Regions from separate parts of the Mus musculus genome. Here region 2 is linked to region 1. A link is a loop called in an ENCODE intact Hi-C map of the cell type or tissue named here. Cell type or tissue: left cerebral cortex. All regions are shown on one strand. Links, peaks and the distances in the headings refer to the core of each region. The heading gives the core; the rest is flanking DNA. Region 1 has its middle 13 kb from the start of Barx2. Region 2 overlaps Nfrkb (nuclear factor related to kappa B binding protein).

Region 1 (10,220 bases), core at 1,241-9,240:
GCAAAAGAAACTGCTCTGAAAGTTGCTTTTGATCATGGTATTTATCACAGCAACAGAAAGCAAATTAGGACAGGCCTAAGTAAAGGAGATTGAGCAGAGAGCTGGTAATTTAGCTACTTTGTTGGTTGCTGTGGTAAACTACCTAACAAAAGCAACTTCAGGGGGAAAGGATTTATTTTGATACATGGTTCAAAGGCTCAGTCTATCAAGGTGGGTGGGGAAGCTGTGGTAGCAGAAGCTTGGGGTAGCTGGTCACACCACATCTGCAGGTAGGACTCAGAGATCAGTGAATACTTGTGTTCGGTGAGATATCTTCTTTTCAGATAGCCGTGTTTTGGTGCTCCCATCTTTATTGGGGGGGGGGGTTGTCTTCCCCCTGGAATTAACCTAACCAAGATATTCCATCACAGGTATGCACAGAGGCTAATGCAATCTAAACTATCCCACACAGGTATGCACAGAGGCATATAATCTAATCCCTCACAGGGATGCTTGGAACCATGTCTTCAAGGTGATTCTAGATCCTGTGAAACTGATAATCAATATTAACATCAGATGCACACAGGGGAACATGTTACCTCCTCTCTGCCCCACAATGTCTGGACCCTCACGACCTCTGCAAGCCTCAGAGGAGACTCTTCTGCTAAGAAGCTGCCTGTTAGCTTCAGTGTCCCTCAGTCCTCACCTACGCGGAGTGGACTTTTCAGTAATGTGGATACCTTTGAATTGCTCATGTCCCTGTAAGTAATTCTAATAAACTCATTGGCTCAACAAGGTACACTTGAACAGAATAATTTCTTTTATCTGTGGTTGCTACACTAACTAGAGTTAATAGAAATTTGTTCACATTTCTCCAGGAAAGCCTTATTAACTGTGATTCTAATTTTGTACTCTCAATAGCTTCCAAGTGCCTCTCTGGCCAAGTGGGCTATACATTTGGTTACACAGTACTTACATAATTTTGACTGACTTATTTCAATTAGTGTAATACTTAGAAGACTCATTCACATGTAGAATATATCAGAAGTTTATGCCTTTGTATAGCCAAGTAACATTTCACTGTGTGTATGTAACCTTTGTTGCTTATCTGATTTCCTATTGATATACTTGTGTTCTTTCTATTTTTTTTTTTTAGCCACAATAGATAATGTAGTGAGCATCTGAATATATTTTTGTGTTTCCTCTTTAGGACTATTTTGAGTACATTTCTAGGGCTCTATATCTGGGTGATGTGTGTGCGCTAGTTTGAATGAGAAAGCCCTCCCCCTCCAGTCCCGGTATGTTTGAATATTTAGTTCTCAGTTGGTGGGACTGGGACCGATTAGGATGAGGACTTGTTGGGAGAGGAGTGTTACTAGGGGTGGGCTCGGAGGTTTCAAAAACCCATAGCATTCCCAGTTAGCTCTTTCTGCCTTGTGCTTATAGATCAGGATGCAAGTTCTTAGCTACTTTTCTAACACCATGTCTGCCTGCCTGCCCAACATGCTCTGTTACAATGGCCACGGACACACTTTCTGAAACTGTAAGGCCAATAAGCTCTCTCCTTTTTTTTAAGTTGCCATGGTCATGGTGTCTTAGCATAGCAATAGAAATAACTAAGACAGTGTGGTGATTTTATGTTTAGATTTCTGAGGAACTGCTAGGCTACTTTTATAACAGTTGCGCTGTTTAACTTTCTCACCAACCACATCAAGGCAAGGGCTCTAATTTCTCTACATCCTTACCAACACTGTTTTTTATGGTAACATGTGTGAAGGATTATATGCTTATGGTTTTGATTTATTCATTCTATTTTCCCAATGATGAATAATACTGAACATCTTTTCTGGTCTGGGTTTGGCATTTCTATAATAGCTTTGGAGAAAAATTTATTTAAGCCTTTTTTTTTCCAGACAGGTTAGTTTGGACTGAATTTACTGTCTATCATAGACTGGGCTCAAATTTCTGGCCTTCTTCCTGATTTAGCATCCCAAGTCTTGGGATTATAGGTATGAATCACTATACCTGGATTTTAAATTGTATCATTTTTCTTTGTTTCTTTCTTTCTTTCTTTGTTTTTTGAGGCAGAGCCTCTTTGTGTAGCCTTGGCTGGCCTGGAAGTCCCTGGGTTGTACACTCTGCTGGTTTCCAACTCAGAGAGATCTGCCTGGCTCTAGCATGCTAGGATTAAAGTCATGTACCATCACACCCTGATCTCATATTTTTTGAGGCAATACCTTTCTATCCAGTGGTCTAGGCTTGCTTGAAGTTGCTTTGTAGTCTAAGCTAGACTTAAACTCATGCTTTTCCTGTCCCAGGCCCCCGATGGCTGGGATTATAGGAATGAACACCATGCATGGTTAAACTCAGCCATTCCTGCCGTTGACTTGTTTGCTTTTCTCACATCAGAATCACCCTCAAGGGGGCTGGAGAGATGGCTCAGTGGTTAAGAACACTGACTGCCCTTCCGAAGGTTCTAAGTTCAGATCCCAGCAAGCACATGGTGGCTCACAACCATGTGTAATAAGATCTGACACCCTCTTCTGGTGTGTCTGATGACAGCTACAGTCTTACCTATAATAATAAATAAATCTTTGGTCAGGAGTGAGCAGAGGTTCTGAGTTCAATTCCTAGCAACCACATGATGGCTCACAACCATCTGTACAGCTACAGTGTACTCATATACATAAAATAATAAAAAAAGAATCCATTGCATACACTAGCAAGATTTTATCGAAAGGACCCAGATGTAGTTGTCTCTTGTGAGACCATGCCGGGGCCTAGCAAACACAGAAGTGGATGCTCACAGTCAGCTAATGGATGGATCACAGGGCTCCCAATGGAGGAGCTAGAGAAAGTACCCAAGGAGCTAAAGGGATCTGCAACCCTATAGGTGGAACAACATTATGAACTAACCAGTACCCTGGAGCTCTTGACTCTAGCTGCATATGTATCAAAAGATGGCCTAGTCGGCCATCACTGGAAAGAGAGGCCCATTGGACACGCAAACTTTATATGCCCCAGTACAGGGGAACGCCAGGGCCAAAAAAATGGGAATGGGTGGGTAGGGAAGTGGGGGGGAGGGTATGGGGGACTTTTGGAATAGCATTGGAAATGTAATTGAGGAAAATATGTAATAAAAAATATTAAAAAAAAGAATCATCCTCAAGTCTTGCAGATTCAAACTTCTGAAAATGACTCCCATCTCTCCTGTCACTTCATCTCCATTCCTTCAGAAAGTAGCCATTACTCACTGGCCTTGCTGTGGGTGCTCCTTAACTGGTCCCCGATCCCTCTCTGCTCCTCTCACATGTACACTTGTGCGAGTGCTTACATCACTCCCTTGCTGGGGAGTTTTCAGGGTAAGGGTAAATTGATGCTAATGTACAAGGTGCTATGGTCCTGGGCTGCTCTTCTCTCCTCGGCCTCTCCTGACCTTGCCATCAGTAACTACGCTCTCTCTAGAACTACACATGTCACCTGTAGACCACCCAACAGTTTGCTTCACTTGCCTCTCGACTTGGGATGTTTCTCTTGCCCCCTCCTTGAACAATTTTCACATTTCATTCACTTCATGCTAACTCACAATCTTCCTTCAGGCCTTAGCTCGGATGCAAAAGTGTGGGTTTTTTTCATCCCCGTTTCTGTGATTCTTCCATGATCTTCTCTAAGACGGAGCTATAACTGGACTAGTTTCGAACATACCACCTTGGGTATAGGTAGCGGCTTGCTGATTCATTTGCCTGCTATTCTGAGGAAGGAGTGTCCATTTTTTACCCATGTTTACCCATACTTCCAACCCCACCATTCCTGAGACAGAAATGATGCTCAACAAATAATTAAGTAAATTACCTCTTTATTAGAGTTTTGTCCATTTTCTCTAGCACAGCCATGCTTGTGAGAAGGCAGTGTAAAAGGAAAATGCTGTATTGAACAATGTGCTATTAAATATCAAGAAACAACAATGTTCCCAAACCCGGTTATCTGATTGGCTAAGCAGCCACTAAGAATGCAGGACCCAAGCCAGCTTCTTAATGATTATCCACAGTGCTTTGTAGTTTGCGCTGGTTTCAGCCAGCCACATGAACTAGAGCTCAGCTCTGAAATGTTCGGCAGGACTGGATGGTTGTAGTGACATACAAACTTGCTTTTCATGCCTGGCCAGACTGGTTAGCTTGGTATGTCCTATTGCAGGGCAGGAGAGAATAAGGAAATAGGCATTTCATGTGAAAAAGTCCTGTCACTGCTGCCAACTCAACAGTGTCTTAGTCATTTCTAAGGCCAGAGCTTTTTCTTCAGGTTAGAAAAGCTGAGATGTTTTCAGTCTGCCTTGTTCTATGGACATCCTATTATTAATATATTTTTAACCTTACATTTTCCAATTTCAGCCACACTCTCCGTTCCCTTTCTCAGAACGTTTACTGCCGTAGTTAAACGAGAGCAGCTGTGTTTGTAAGTCTAGGGTAATGTGAAATGCATCCAAACTACAGTGTAGTAGGCACATGTACACTAAAATACACTGTAAGGTCACAGTGTAGATCATATTAGAGGTCTGCCAAGTGTACTAATAGAGTCTCTAAGGCTCATTACCTCAGGTCAGTGGGCTTTCAGTATCGGTTGAGGTCCATACATGCAGCTTGGATTTGGTCTCACGCTGTAGCATCAGGGCACAGCCAGGGTTGCCGAGTAGGGTACTGTAAACATTCTTCCTGTATCATGGTCTGCTCCCATATCTTTTGTCAAATACACGTTACAAAGTAGCGTTAAATCACTTAAATGATTTTAGATGACTATTCAAGTCCTTGATGAATTTAAGATCAGCAAACAGCCTTCCCGGCCACATCTAAAGCTGGTTCCGGATATGGGAAGTGCAGTGGTTAGTGATGCTACTGACACAGTTCTATATAGTCTGCTCCACCACAAGCCTCAAGGGTCGCTGGAGAACGGAACAGAAGTTAGCGCTGACGTCAGCGCTTCAGTGGCTGTCTTCAGGCGCATTCCCGTGTCCTGCCAATAGAGGGAGCCGTGATTCCACCGCAAGCGCGAAGAACGTCCTTGTCCTCTGCCAGAGGGCAGTAACTGCTGCTCTGAGGTCTTGCTGCTGCCTCAGGCTCCCATGGGTTCCAAGCAGAGTCAACAGCTAAATTTGCTTGCTGATTAATCTTTGTCAGGGCCATGCTCAGGGCTGGACGGCTGGCCCGAGAGCGCTCAGAGGAGTTCACAGCAATCCAATTGGCAACCCTTACTCCACATACTTGTCAGCTACCTTTCCTTGCTCATGAAATTTCTGTTGATTTTAAAGGGCAATGGGGACTATTCATATTTAGACTACTTCATAACCGAAGCTTCCTGGCCCATGAGATGATTATATATGTATGTATATATTCCTGTCAGTCTTCTTAATAGTCAAGTAAATTTCAATGTTATCAATGGCTTAGTGTATAAAAAGACAACAAAACTACTGGGCAGGCAAGTGAACAGTAGAAATTATATTTTTTTTTAAACGTAACTGGTACTAATCAGAAAATACTGTCCAATAGAGGGATAGAGGGTATTCTGAACTTGGACAAAAACAAAAACAACAAACAAACAAACAAACAAACAACAACAACAACAAAAAAACCCCAACAACTAGATTTGGGGCTCCACTCTAAAACTTGAGCTGTCTGTAGTCAGCCTAAGGGAAGCAGGTGAGTTCATTTTCCCCAATGTAAAACAGGAGTAGTACACATATTGGTTTAAATACATAGGACTGCTCCAGGCTCCCAGGGAGCAATGCATGCAAAACACTTCTGTAAATGTGTTATGCAAATATAAGATAGTATTAAAGTACACTTTTCATTAAGTATACAACTTTTGCTTCTTCTTCTTCTTTCTTTTTTTTTTTTTTTTTTTTTTTCAGACAAAGCCTCATTGTGGCCTAGAACTGCTGTGTGGACTAAGGTGGCCTCAATTTTACATTGATCTGCTAACCTCTGACTCCAGAGTGCTGGGATTAAAGCTGTGTGCCACTATGTCTAGCTATTAACTATACAATTTTTTAAAAAGATTTATTTATTTATTATATGTGTGTATACTGTAGCTGTCTTCAGACACTTTTTCTTCTCTCTCCAGCCCTGCTCACTCTGGCCCAAAGATTTATTTATTTATTTATTATATATAAGTACACTGTGGCTGTCTTCAGACACACCAGAAGAGGGCGTTAGATCTCATTACAGATTGTTGTGAGCCACCATGTGGCTCTTAACCACTGATCCATCTCTCCAGCCCAATATACAATTTTTAACTTAAATATTTTAAACATTTTAATATTAGAATTTTAAGTAGTCTAAATATTTTAGATATTTTAAAATTTAAATAGTTTTGGGGGAACTACCTTTTAATACATATAGTATATATTGTATATATATATTTATTTTAAATACACAGTATAAAATAAAATAGTAGAAATATTGTTTAAAACTTCAGAAAGGCTAGACAAATCCTGTAAATTTTCCTAGTAAAAATTACTAATTAATATTTGAATATGTTTTGGGACCAGTCTTCATGGACATGCATGTCCATGAACAATATTTCAAAAACTGAATTGTATTTTAGACTACATTGTTTAAATGGATTTTTTCACTCAGTATTAATAATTGACAGTTGTTTATCTTTATGTTGGGCATTGTTTAAATGTTTAAATCCCACAAGGGATTTAAAAGATACACATTTAAACAATGGATTTTACGTGTGTGTAAAGCATGAGAAAACTGAGGCTCAGAAGTGTGAAATAAATGTTGATTTTCCACAATTTAAATGAATCTCGTAATTAACATATGCCTTTCTGCTTAGGGCCTTCCCGTTTTTATTGTGTTGTTTAAAAATGCCAATTCTTACCTGACAAGGCAGGATTTGCACTTAATCCCAGGACCTGGAGGCAGAAGCAGGCAGATCTCAGGAAGTTCAAGGCCAGGCTGATCTACAAAGTGACTTCTAGGACATCCAAGGCTACCTAGAGAGATCCTGTCTCAAACAACAAGCAAAAGAAAAAGGAAACAACCCAAATAACAAGCCAACCCCCACAAACAAACAAACAACAAAACGAACCAAACAAAACACCTCAAAACCCAAAGAAAGGTCAACTCTCACACCCTAGGTGTTAACAGTTTTCAGGCAAGTTCTCCTAGACCAGTGGTTCTCAACTTCTTAATGCTGTGACTCTTTAATATAGCGCCTCATGTTGTGGTAAACCCCCAACCATAAGTGTAATTGTTTTTCTGTGACATAAACGTCTGGTATGCAGGATATCTGATATGCAGGATATCTGGTATGCATATTTGACCCCCAGAGGGGTCGGGACCCACAGGTTGAGAACCACTGTCCTAGAGCCTTATGCTTGGCATTATCACAATTGAGAACCGCAGCTTTGGTTTCAGTTTGTAGACTGAGATTGCCGCATCGTTCTTTGACTTTGACATGGCGCCAAGCTGCCCTCCAGAAGTGTCATACCAGGCCACATGCCCACACACAGAGTGTGATTCACTTAGGCTCTTTTATGTGTGCCTCTGTGCTCCAGAATGCAACCTTGTAAATGGCTTCTCTCTCAGTTTGTCTTTAGGCTCATTTATAGGCTGCTGGCCTCCATGTGTCTGCAGGCAGGTAGGCTATGCTCAAGTTTTGACCGGAGGCCTGGCATTTTCTTTTTTCTTTTCTTTTCTTTTCTTTTCTTTTCTTTTCTTTTCCTCTCCTCTCCTCTCCTCTCCTCTCCTCTCCTCTCCTCTCCTCTCCTCTCCTCTCCTCTCCTCTCCTCTCCTCTCCTCTCCTCTCCTCTCCTCTCCTTTCCTTTCTTTCTTTCTTTCTTCCTTTGATTTTTGGTTTTTTGAGACAGGGTTTCTCTGTATAGCCCTGGCTGACCTGGAACTCACTCTGTAGACCAGGCTGGCCTTGAACTCAGAAATTTGCCTGCCTCTGCCTCCCGAGTGCTGGTATTAAAGGCATACGCCACCACGCCTGGCTGAGGCCTGGCATTTTCATTTTGCTTGTCAGTAATTCTGAGCTTTTTAGGAAATGGTTTTTGTAGCCTGTTCAAGAATAGATTCTCAGGCTGGGCATGGTAGTGCATGCCTTTAATCCCAACAATTGGGAGGCAGATACAGGCAGATCTCTGTGACTTTGAACCAAGGCTAGTCTACAAAGTGAGTACCAGGACACAGGACAGCCAGAACTACACAGAGAAAATATCAAACATAAAAATATATATACATATCATTACACACACACACACACACACACACACACACACACACACACACACACACACACACACACACATTACAGATGGTTGTGAGCCATCATATGGGTGCTGGGAATTGAACTCAGGTCCTCTGGAAGAGCAGCTAGTAGTATTGATACCTGAGCAGTCTTTCCAGCCCTTATTTATTTTTAAAATGGAGCAAGAGTCTATCATACTGAGACTCTAAATAAAGTATTTCCCCATCTCCTGAAAAAAACAAAAAACAAAACAACAAAAAAAACCCTTCTTCCTTCTACTAAGAAAATTGGTTTCTTTGAATTTCATTGTCCCTGGAGCAAAGAACTATTTTTTTCCTCCTTAGGAGATAGAAATACATTAGACAAAACAAAACAGAAACTAGCTCATTAACAATTAACTCTGAATAATTAAGCTATCCAGCGAGTTCTACACAGACATCAGCGTGAGTGATTGTGTGCTCTAGAATATTCAGTAGGAAAGACAGTCACCTCTGACCTCCATACAAAGTTTATGTTGAACGGTATATCAATGATCGTTTCTAATCATCTCTGGCTTTTCCTTTTAGCTTAAAACTATATGCAGATAAGAAAGCTATAAAAATCAGATACAGCCAGGTAATCTGTCCTTAACGTCACAAATCAATATGAAAATGCTTTCTTTTTCTCCTGTGTATTTTCAATGGAGACTCTGTATGCTCTTGCAGATTTCTCAAACAGATCTTCAATAGAGTGCTACAAACCACAGGGTATTTCTTCCTCAAGTAACTTACAGAAAAGGCAAATCAAGACAGTGTCCTCAGAATGGCAGGGTCTTGGGACTCTCTCTCTCTCTCTTTCTCCTTCTCTGGGGGCTGTAGCCACATGATTTATGAAGATAGTGATTTGAAATTCCAGGTATCCGTTGAAGATGTCATATGAGAGGGCTGAAGAAATCAAAATTCTCTGTTGGTCCCAGATTATATTAGATCCTATAGAGAAGCATTCTGTGCGCGAAGGTTCCAGTGAAGAGCCCTGGATAGATATACTTTAGTCGATGAAAATCAAGTGCGGGATTTTGTTACACCGCGGGCACTGTTCTGTGATTGCTGGCACAGCTACTTTTATTTTATTTTATTTTATTTTATTTTATTTTATTTTATTTTATTTTATTTTATTTATTTTATTTCAGCATTCAGGGAATATCAAACAGCATCAGTCCATTGGCTTGCTTCCAACTTCCAGAACACAGAATTCAAACGAGCACGGAATTGTCTCACAGACATGAATAAGACAGCTTCACACCCATTACATTTTGGACCGAAGATCTGTCAGAAAACTTTGCAAGCATTAACTGATAAAAATTGCAACCTCTTTCAGGAATTATGGGCTGTATTCTGGCTTCCAAAGAGAAAACCAAAACCTATGGAGCTATATCCTCTTACTGTCTACTGGAAGAAAACAACTCCTTGTTCTGCCTGTACAAATGAGTAATCAGACTAATTCCCGTTCCCCCCACCCCCTGCGACTTGGCACAATTTCCTTTTGACCTGATTGAATCCACCAGATGTTTTGGCAGCTTCTGGAGACATATCTAAGTAACTTAATAATTGATTTAAGCAAACGTATCAGAATGTGGACTGGCAGTGGAATCAGAGGTTCTCTGTTCTGTAATAACTTTGAATTCCATTAAAAAAAAAAGGCAGTCAGCTTCCATAATTGAAATGAATAGAGAGATTGGCACCATTTTGTTCATTTACTCTGGTAATTTGCAGCCTGTTTAGGTCTTCACCTTCCTATAACTGTTGAAAGAAATGAAGGAAAATCCATAACATCGGAGAAATGGAAAAATTGTCCTGAGGCTGTCTGTTGGAAGTTAAGTAACATGTTTGTCTGCAGAAACATTGCTTGATTAGAAAAGGAGGAGGAGGAGAAGGAGGAGGAAGAGGAGGAGGAAGAGGAAGAGGAGGAGGAAGAGGAAGAGGAGGAGGAAGAGGAAGGGGAGGAGGAAG
Region 2 (8,000 bases), core at 1-8,000, 510 kb after region 1:
GTTGTTCTTTCTGACACCATGTAGAGTGATGTCTCTGGAGCTACCCATGTGTACTGCTAATACTGTCTACCTTCCAGGTACAGGTGAGATTTGGCATCCAATGACTTTATAATAAACTGTCTAGTTTCTGATGCTGATTTTCCTACAAACTCTTCAGAGTCCTCTTCTCCCAACCACAAGAACAGACACTTCTCCTGAGATGTTGCTCTCATGTTATCTAGGTATCAAGACAACTTTCTTAGTTTTTCTTTTTTATTATTTTACTTTTTCATACAATATGTTCTCTCTTCTCCAAATTCTACCCACCCAACTTCATATTCTTTCTCTCTTATAAAAACAAATTTAAAGCACAAAAACATTAAAAATGAACAAAAATGAAAAAAAAAAAAAAGAGGTAAGAGAGCACACTGGGCTCAGTGAATGTCCTGGAACTCAGGAAGCTAAGGTGCTCTGTCTACAGAAAGCTCACGTCAGCCAGGAACATAGCAAAATCACCAAGAAAGAAAAGAAACAAAACCGAACCTAAGGTAAGATCAAAGGAAAATATTTTTCTATAGCAGTATGGCTAAAAGCCAAAGCCTTGAGCCCACTAGGCAACCACACTACCACTGAGCTACTTCTCCAGTTCCAAACTGGAAGAAAATACTTCCTATGCACATAAAAATATGTAGCTGACAGTCTTTTTGGCAGCACAGTTAATGTCAAAACTTTCAACACACATTATCTTACAGTAGACCACTGCTGTGGCGCTAACAGCGGTGGAAACAGACCCTCAATAGAGCTGATGGACAACTACTACATCACTAAAAAGGACATGGTCGATAGCTGAGACATTCTTAACTACATGCACACGCATGGAATGCTCAGGATAAGGACTAGAAGGATAGATACATTATTCGTTAGCTCTTGTAAGAACACAACACCAGAAGGGAAAGGAAACTTTGTACTTTACCCTATACTTCTGATACTGTCCTTTGTTTTTAATTTGGGGGGTTGGGAGTGGGAATGTTAAGACAGGGTTTTCTCTTGTGCATCTTTGGCTGTCCTAAAACTAACTCTGTAGACCAAGCTGACCTCAGACTTAGAGATCCATCTGTTTCTGCCTTCCACATGATAGGAGTAAAGGTGTGCACCATCACCTAGTTCTTTGTAATCTGTATGTATGTATGTATGTACGTATATGTGTGTGTGTGTGTGTGTGTGTATATATATATATGCATGCATGCTACACTTTTGTAAATTGCATTCCAAAAACAATAGCCTAAATCTGTAAGTCAAATGGAGTGATATGGATAGTTCTCAGTCTCCTAAGGGACAGGGGCTGACCCTAAACAACTTCCCCTTGCTGGTCTTACATGCCTGCAATCCCAACACGTGATGGACTGAGACAGAAAGAGCAAGCAATTTGTAAGGAGCAAGAGTCAAGACCAGCTTAGACACATAGCAAATTCTAAGCCAGCCTGGGCTACGTAGCAAAACCCTGTTGTCCTGGCTCAGTTTATACCAACTTAACACAAACTAAGTGCCATCTGAAAGGAGAGAACTCATCTGAGAAAAATGCCTCCAAAGTCCCAGCTGTAAAACGCTGCCTTAGTTATTGATGGGGAGGGCCCCAGCCCATTTTGGGTGATTCCATTCCTGAGCTGGTGGTAGTTCTGGGATCTAAAGAAAGCAGGTTAAGCAAGGCAGTAAGTAGCACCCTTCCATGGCCTCTAGGGTCCTCTCCTGATTGAATTCCTGTCCTGGCTTCCTTCAATTATGAATAGAAATGTGGAAGTGTAAGCCAAATAAAACAACCCTGTCCTCCCCAAGTTGCTTTTGGTTATGGTGTTTCATCACAGCAAAAGAACCCCTAAGACACGCGTCTCTTCCCAGAACAGTTTCTTGAGCAGAGGGCTAAAATCTTTACCATCAACATTACTCACAGACTGGGATGTGGACACAACTGTAGTGTTAACAGGAACCTGTCGCACGGTGGGGGCTCCAGTCCCGATGCTGATGGGGGTGCTTGTTGCCCCAGAGGCCACAGCCACAGTCTTTGACACAGCGGCATTTATACTGGGTAAGGACACCGTTGAAGAATGGACAGTTCCAGACCCTCCAGCAACAGAGGCTCCTTGCTTTGCATGTGCTGCAACAGTAATGGTCTGGCCTGCTTTAGGGGGCATCACTCCCAGCCCCTGCACGATGCGGATTGTGGCGGCAGGTTTTGCTTCTGAAGAGGCCACTGTGTTCTTTCCCTTCTGATCTGCCACACTTACACCAAGAGCTGGCATCAAGCGAAAAGCTGAATTTGCAGTTTCTGTCGGCTTGAGATCAGGAGTTACTTTGACCACAGTAGTACCTGCTGGAGCTGATGAAGGGACACTGGCTGAAGGGGCCTTGGCAGGGCTGTCAGCCGCGTGGACAGGGTTGGAAGTAACATGCAAGGTAGCAGAGATGCCTTTGCCTGCAGTGCCACTTCCTGCTCCAAAGAGGTCCTGAGTCAGTTTGACTGTGGTAACCTGAGACTTGGCCAATGTGGCCATCATGTCTGGAGTGATTCTCAAAACCGTCTGGCCCTTGGCATCTGTGGTGATGGAAGAAGGCGGCAGGCGCAGTACATCCTTACCCTGGATACGGAAGTTTGTGGCTGTGAGTGGAATGCTGCTGCCTGTCTGGGGCTTCACACCAAGCTGTCCAGTGATCGACACCTAGATGGGAAAACAGAGTACAAAGAGATTCACAGTGCTAAACTGGTCATCAGCAAGACCAGGCAAATGTCTACCCATGGGCATACACTTCATGTATCTCTAACATTTCATTTTGAAAAACGGTAAACACAAACAAAAGTAAAGAAAAATGTAATAAGCCATATAACCTTTACCCAGCTTCAAATATCATTACTTTGTCAATCTTATCTGTCCTTTCCTGGCTTTATAAGGCAATGGAAGAGATTTGAGCTGGAATTTTCAGAGTTACCAGCAGCAGCATGGATACATGAGGTTTAATAAAGCAGACATGCCCTCACAAAGGATGTTAAATCCAGGGCCTCACCACTGAGCTACACCTACCAGCCCACACCATAAGAACTGGGATATTTTAAAGTATATCAAGATACATTATTTTGTGATTTTATATATATATATATATATACACACACACACATATACATACATACATATATATGTGTATATATATACATATATATATATATACACACACACACACACACACACATATATATATTATATGTGTGTGTGCATGTATGTGTGTGTGTGTGTATTTACAGAGGCGGGGAGGGAGACATAGTTATGTAACTTAGCAAAGGTTTTGGTTTTTTTTTTCCTTAAGCTAAAAACACTAACCACAATGCCCTCACCACGCAGCAAGTACTATCAGCACACACATTCCTGCCTGTCCTTCTCCATCTCCCTACAATCCTCTGGTATGCTAAATCCATCTATTTACAACAAGCCCACCAATTTTGAGCAACAGTGGTGCACCAGCTCCAAGAAGGGGGTTCTGGAACCAGACTTCCTGGATTCATCACTTACCAGCTTCACAGTGCCCAGTAAATAATAGCTTAACCCCTTTGTTCTACTCAATGCCTTTCTCTCAGTGTCCCTTCTACTGGATCACTGCTATTAAAAAACAAAAAACAAAAAACAAAAAAAAACAACAACAACAACAAAAAACAAAACAAAACAAAAAAAAAAAAAACAGGTACAAACGATACTGGCCATTCCAAAAAAAAAAAAAAACCCATCAAATATGATTGATTCACCTGCACACAACACTCTAATCCAAATTATTGCCATCTTTGTCTTTAAATTACTCACTTATTTATTTCCAATTCCTCATCTGCCATTCCCTTTAACAATCCATATCCTGGTCCTAGTCACATCTACTTGACAGTCACACACAGTGATAAGTCTCATCAATACTTTGTACCATAGCCCACCCAGGTGCTGCCCAATCTGCAGGCATACACTAATAATCTCTGTGTCCCATATGGTCCACCCTCCAACTTTATCCTTCTCATAATACCTACCCATTCCATCCATAACCCACAGGAACACTTTTTTTAGATTCACATTCAAGCTACCAGCAAACCACATAAGTTATGTTCACTTCTTACCACATCTAACAAATGCCCTCCAGACCTCTCACCTGGCCCGCTGCAACTGCTCTACATAGTCTCCTTGGTTTTATTCTTGCTCCCCAAAGTGCACTGTATCCAGTAGCTAGGGATTAACTGCAAACCAGTCCCACAGTCTGCCTGTGGCTCACCATCACATTTAAGTGAGCATCAAAGCTCAACACCATGTAAGCACTATCAACCTTCCCAAATGCACTGCTTGTGCACTAATGTGACCACAGTGACTCGGCATGACACATAGTGTTTCTGATGTAAGACACTTACTTTGCAGGTCTACACAGAAAGTATTCTATCTCCAGGTCACCATTATGTGGCACAGCAGCTTCATTCATCTCCTTCAAATCTCACCTCCTCAGAGAAGCCACTTCCCATCACCGTGGCAAAAGTAACCATGACACGGAATCTCCCCTATCTATCATCTCCCTCTCCTGTGACACATGAGCTCTAGCGAGGGGCTTAGTCTGTCTAACAACGCCTACATTCCCCAAAGACAGCATGCGACTGCTGAAGGGAATGTCTGCTTCTTCCTCTGCACACTGGCGTAGTTACACCACCTACCCACAGTGCCAGGACTGAGGCCTGACATCTCTAACCGCACAGTGGGGTAAAGCACGTGCTCTCATCTGCTCGAGTCCTAGATGTCAACTGGCTTCACAATTGTTCTTTACCCTGAGGCAGGGTTTCTCTGTGTGGCCCTAACTGTCCTGGAAATCGCTCTGCAGACCCGGCTGGCCTCGAACTCAGACATCCACCTGCCTCTGCCTTCCAAGTGCTGGAACTAAAAGCACATGCCACCACTGCCCCATGGCTTCACAAGTACAGAGATCAGACTTGCATATTCACAGTGAAGGAAAAAAACAAATATATACTCCACCTTTACAAACGACAAACTGAAAACCCTGCAGTAAAGTATGCCACGGGAGCTAACTGCATAAACTCAGGGAAACTGAAACATAACCCCAAATCTCAGCTACCAAATGCTGAAATACAAGGAAAGAGAAGAACATGAAGGCTGCTCTGCCTCTGAAGGGTCAGAATGTGGTACTCACCTGACAAGTCTCCAAACCAGCAGTCAAAGGTAACAAATCCTTCCCCATAGCACCCAAGCTATTCGGCAATGTCCTACACCATCAGTCATTTGCTGTAGCTTTGGGACCATTTAGAGTCAGGTCCACCTACCTGCTTGATGATGTTCTGTCCTGTGACGTTCTGAATAACGGCTGTGGTGGAGGCACTTGGAGCAGAGTTCCCAGGAGAACTCATGGCTGTCTTGCTCACGGGGCTGACTGCAGCCGGAAGATTCGTCACTGTGAGCCCTGTCTGCCCAGGTCCAGGCCGTTGCACAGAGGCTGCTGCAGTTTGCCCCTTGACTGGAACTGTTGCCATAACTGCCTAGTTCAGGATGTGAAGTCAAGAGACCAATTAGACACCAAAATACTTCCAGCCAAGGAAGCAGGGGCCCTACTTGAATTGACACCGCATTTCCTATATTTGTACAATGTTTGCAATGTTTTACATTCAACATCCTATTTCATTTCCTTATACTGAAAACAAAGGTGATTCTTCGGTTTTACATATAGGGAAGGAAAATGAGACAAAGACAGGACTCTGTCTTGAATCACAAAGGTATGGCAACAGCACAGTGGGAACTCAGAATCACAACCTTTGAAATCTCAGTCCACTTCTACAGAGCCTTGTCCAAGAGTGAAGGTCTTGTTTCCAACATGGAAAACAGAGTACCTAAAAGTACTTTCCCAGCTTTCAACATCTTCCCTGAAGCTCTGAACATTAGATGATTACTTCAATGAGCTTCACTGTCAACACCAACAATATGTGACTTCCAGGTCTTCAAGCTCTGCTTGTTTTGACTCATTAGTCTACCTCTAGGCCCACATGGCCCTGTATCCCAATGGCATGCAGCATCCATTTACCTGGGGTACTACTTTGGTTTGAGTAGCAGTGACTGGCACACGAATCTGTGGTCCTGCTGGCATCTGGGGTAGTGGCTGTGCTGGCCCTACTGACTGCTGGGAAACAGCAGGAAGGCTGGGCTGGGCTACCACCCGAACCTGGGGTAGTCCTGCTGAGCTGGAATGGCTGACAACCCGAGCAGTGGCCTGAGAACTGGGTGGAGTCTGGATGGAAGCTGGGGAAAGCATCGTCCCTAGCTGTGGCATTGTCGGTGAGGACACCAGAAGCACACTGAGGAAAAGCAACAGGAAAAACAAAAAGTCAGGATGTAAGTCTGAAAAGACTCTGAGGGAAGAACTGGGAAGACAAAGGTGCTTACCCTGAACTAGACTGGGCTGGCTCAGAGACCGTGCTAGAGCCACTTCTGTTCACCGCTGACACGGGTGGAGGAGAGATGGGGGTGGGCAATGCTGGCGTGGTGGGTGTTACAGGCGTAACTGGGGTGGGCGGCATGCTAGAGTCACTGAGGCTCATCTGGCTCTGCTCGGAAGGACCGCTAAGGCCCTTCGTGGAGCCCTCCTTATTACTGGACTTCTAGAGAAGAAAAAAACAATCTACCTTAGGCAACATGAACGAAGGCTCCCGAGGCACTGGGTCAGGTGAAAGCCGAGTATCTATGCTACGCTGTCTCACCACAAATCTCTACAGGAAATGCTCTTATGAGGTAACTTACCACCTTGGATGGCGGCTTGGGTTTTTGTTGAAGAGCTTTTCTGGCTTTAGCTGCCGCTGCTTGAGCTTGATGAATCCGTTCTATAAACAAGGATGTTATAAAATTTAGGAAATTTGACTTTGTTAAAAACCAAGGCCTCTCCAAGCAGAAGCTGTAATCCACTCACTTCTTGGAGACTGAAGCAGGAAAACAGTACGGTCAAGGCAGCCTGCTTAGACTCTCTCTCAAATCAAATCAAAACAAACAGTTGGTTGTGATTTGCACAACTGTAAGCCCAGAACTGGGATGACAAAGGTAGATCATCTCAAGTTCAAAGCCAGCTTGGCCCACAGCAAGTTCCACACATCGTCATAGCTGGCTAAACTGCAAGATTCTTTCTCAAAAACAAAGTAAGATAAGCCAGGCCTTGGTGGTGGACTGGATTCTTGTTCCATAACCCTATCCTAACTGAATCCAACAAACAGAATAATAGATATGGAACTGAAAGGCAGATGCCCCCCATTAGTCAGCATACTGAAGGCCTCATACCAAACTCTTCCTCACTCCGGTCACGATGCAGGTAGATCCACAGCTTCCGACCGATGTCATATTTCACACAAGGGTCTTTCTCATAATGCAATCGATCCAGTGCGCCACTCACCACTGTGTTCACCTAAGAACAGAGCAAAGGGAAATGTGAGACAACTCTAACCAGTAGCTACAAAAGCCAGAGAAAAAGCAGACTGGACCTCAACCTAGCTCTGTCCTACCACTGGCTCATCAATCACTCTGAAAAGAATGGTGTACAACTAAGATGCTAAACTCATCTTCACTGTAAGGATCCTGGGAACTAACTAACTGTAGAAACCTTTCTTTTGTTATAGAATAAGGAGGGCTGGAGAGATGACCCAGCAGTTAAGAGCACTTGTTGCTCTTCCAGAGAACCAGTGCTTGGTTCCCAGGATCCGTATCAGATGGCTCCAGCCCTGATAACTCCACCTCCAGGAGATTCCATGCCTTCTTCTGGTCTCCATGGGCACCTACACTCATATGGCATACATTAAAATAGGCACAGGTACACACAAAATTTTTTAAAAATGAATCTTAAAAAAAAAAGACATCTTGCTCTTGCCTTCTTGCTCCCTCTCTGTCCCCTCTCTCTCTCTCCACATGCTCATAACCAGCCTCTACTCCTCTATTCCTTCCCCCCTCCCCCTCTTTCTCTCTCTCTCCTGC

The links. Hi-C counts contacts between places; a loop is a spot of excess contacts. Peaks named below come from ENCODE experiments on the same cell type or tissue, not always from the same donor. Only the 100,000 strongest peaks of a DNase experiment are listed, where the experiment ranks them.
Region 2: a loop joins it to region 1, with 2.6 times the contacts of the local background. A loop is called at or near these places in 2 of 42 quality-filtered maps.

Annotation. Positions count from the first base shown.
Region 1 is chr9:31,920,825-31,931,044 of GRCm38, reverse strand. No RefSeq gene overlaps it. Among named protein-coding and RNA genes, the nearest start is that of Barx2, 13 kb to the right of the region's middle. In left cerebral cortex, for the core only: CTCF peaks have their summits at 4,999 (motif pointing right) and 6,178 (motif pointing right); a DNase peak (open chromatin) is centred at 5,014.
Region 2 is chr9:31,408,710-31,416,709 of GRCm38, reverse strand. Nfrkb (nuclear factor related to kappa B binding protein) reads right to left here. Exons shown (of 26, transcript NM_172766.3): 18 at 7,314-7,437; 19 at 6,786-6,865; 20 at 6,432-6,646; 21 at 6,073-6,343; 22 at 5,321-5,533; 23 at 1,926-2,693. Among named protein-coding and RNA genes, the nearest start is that of Nfrkb, 27 kb to the right of the region's middle. In left cerebral cortex, for the core only: no CTCF peak of the experiment used is centred there; a DNase peak (open chromatin) is centred at 4,735.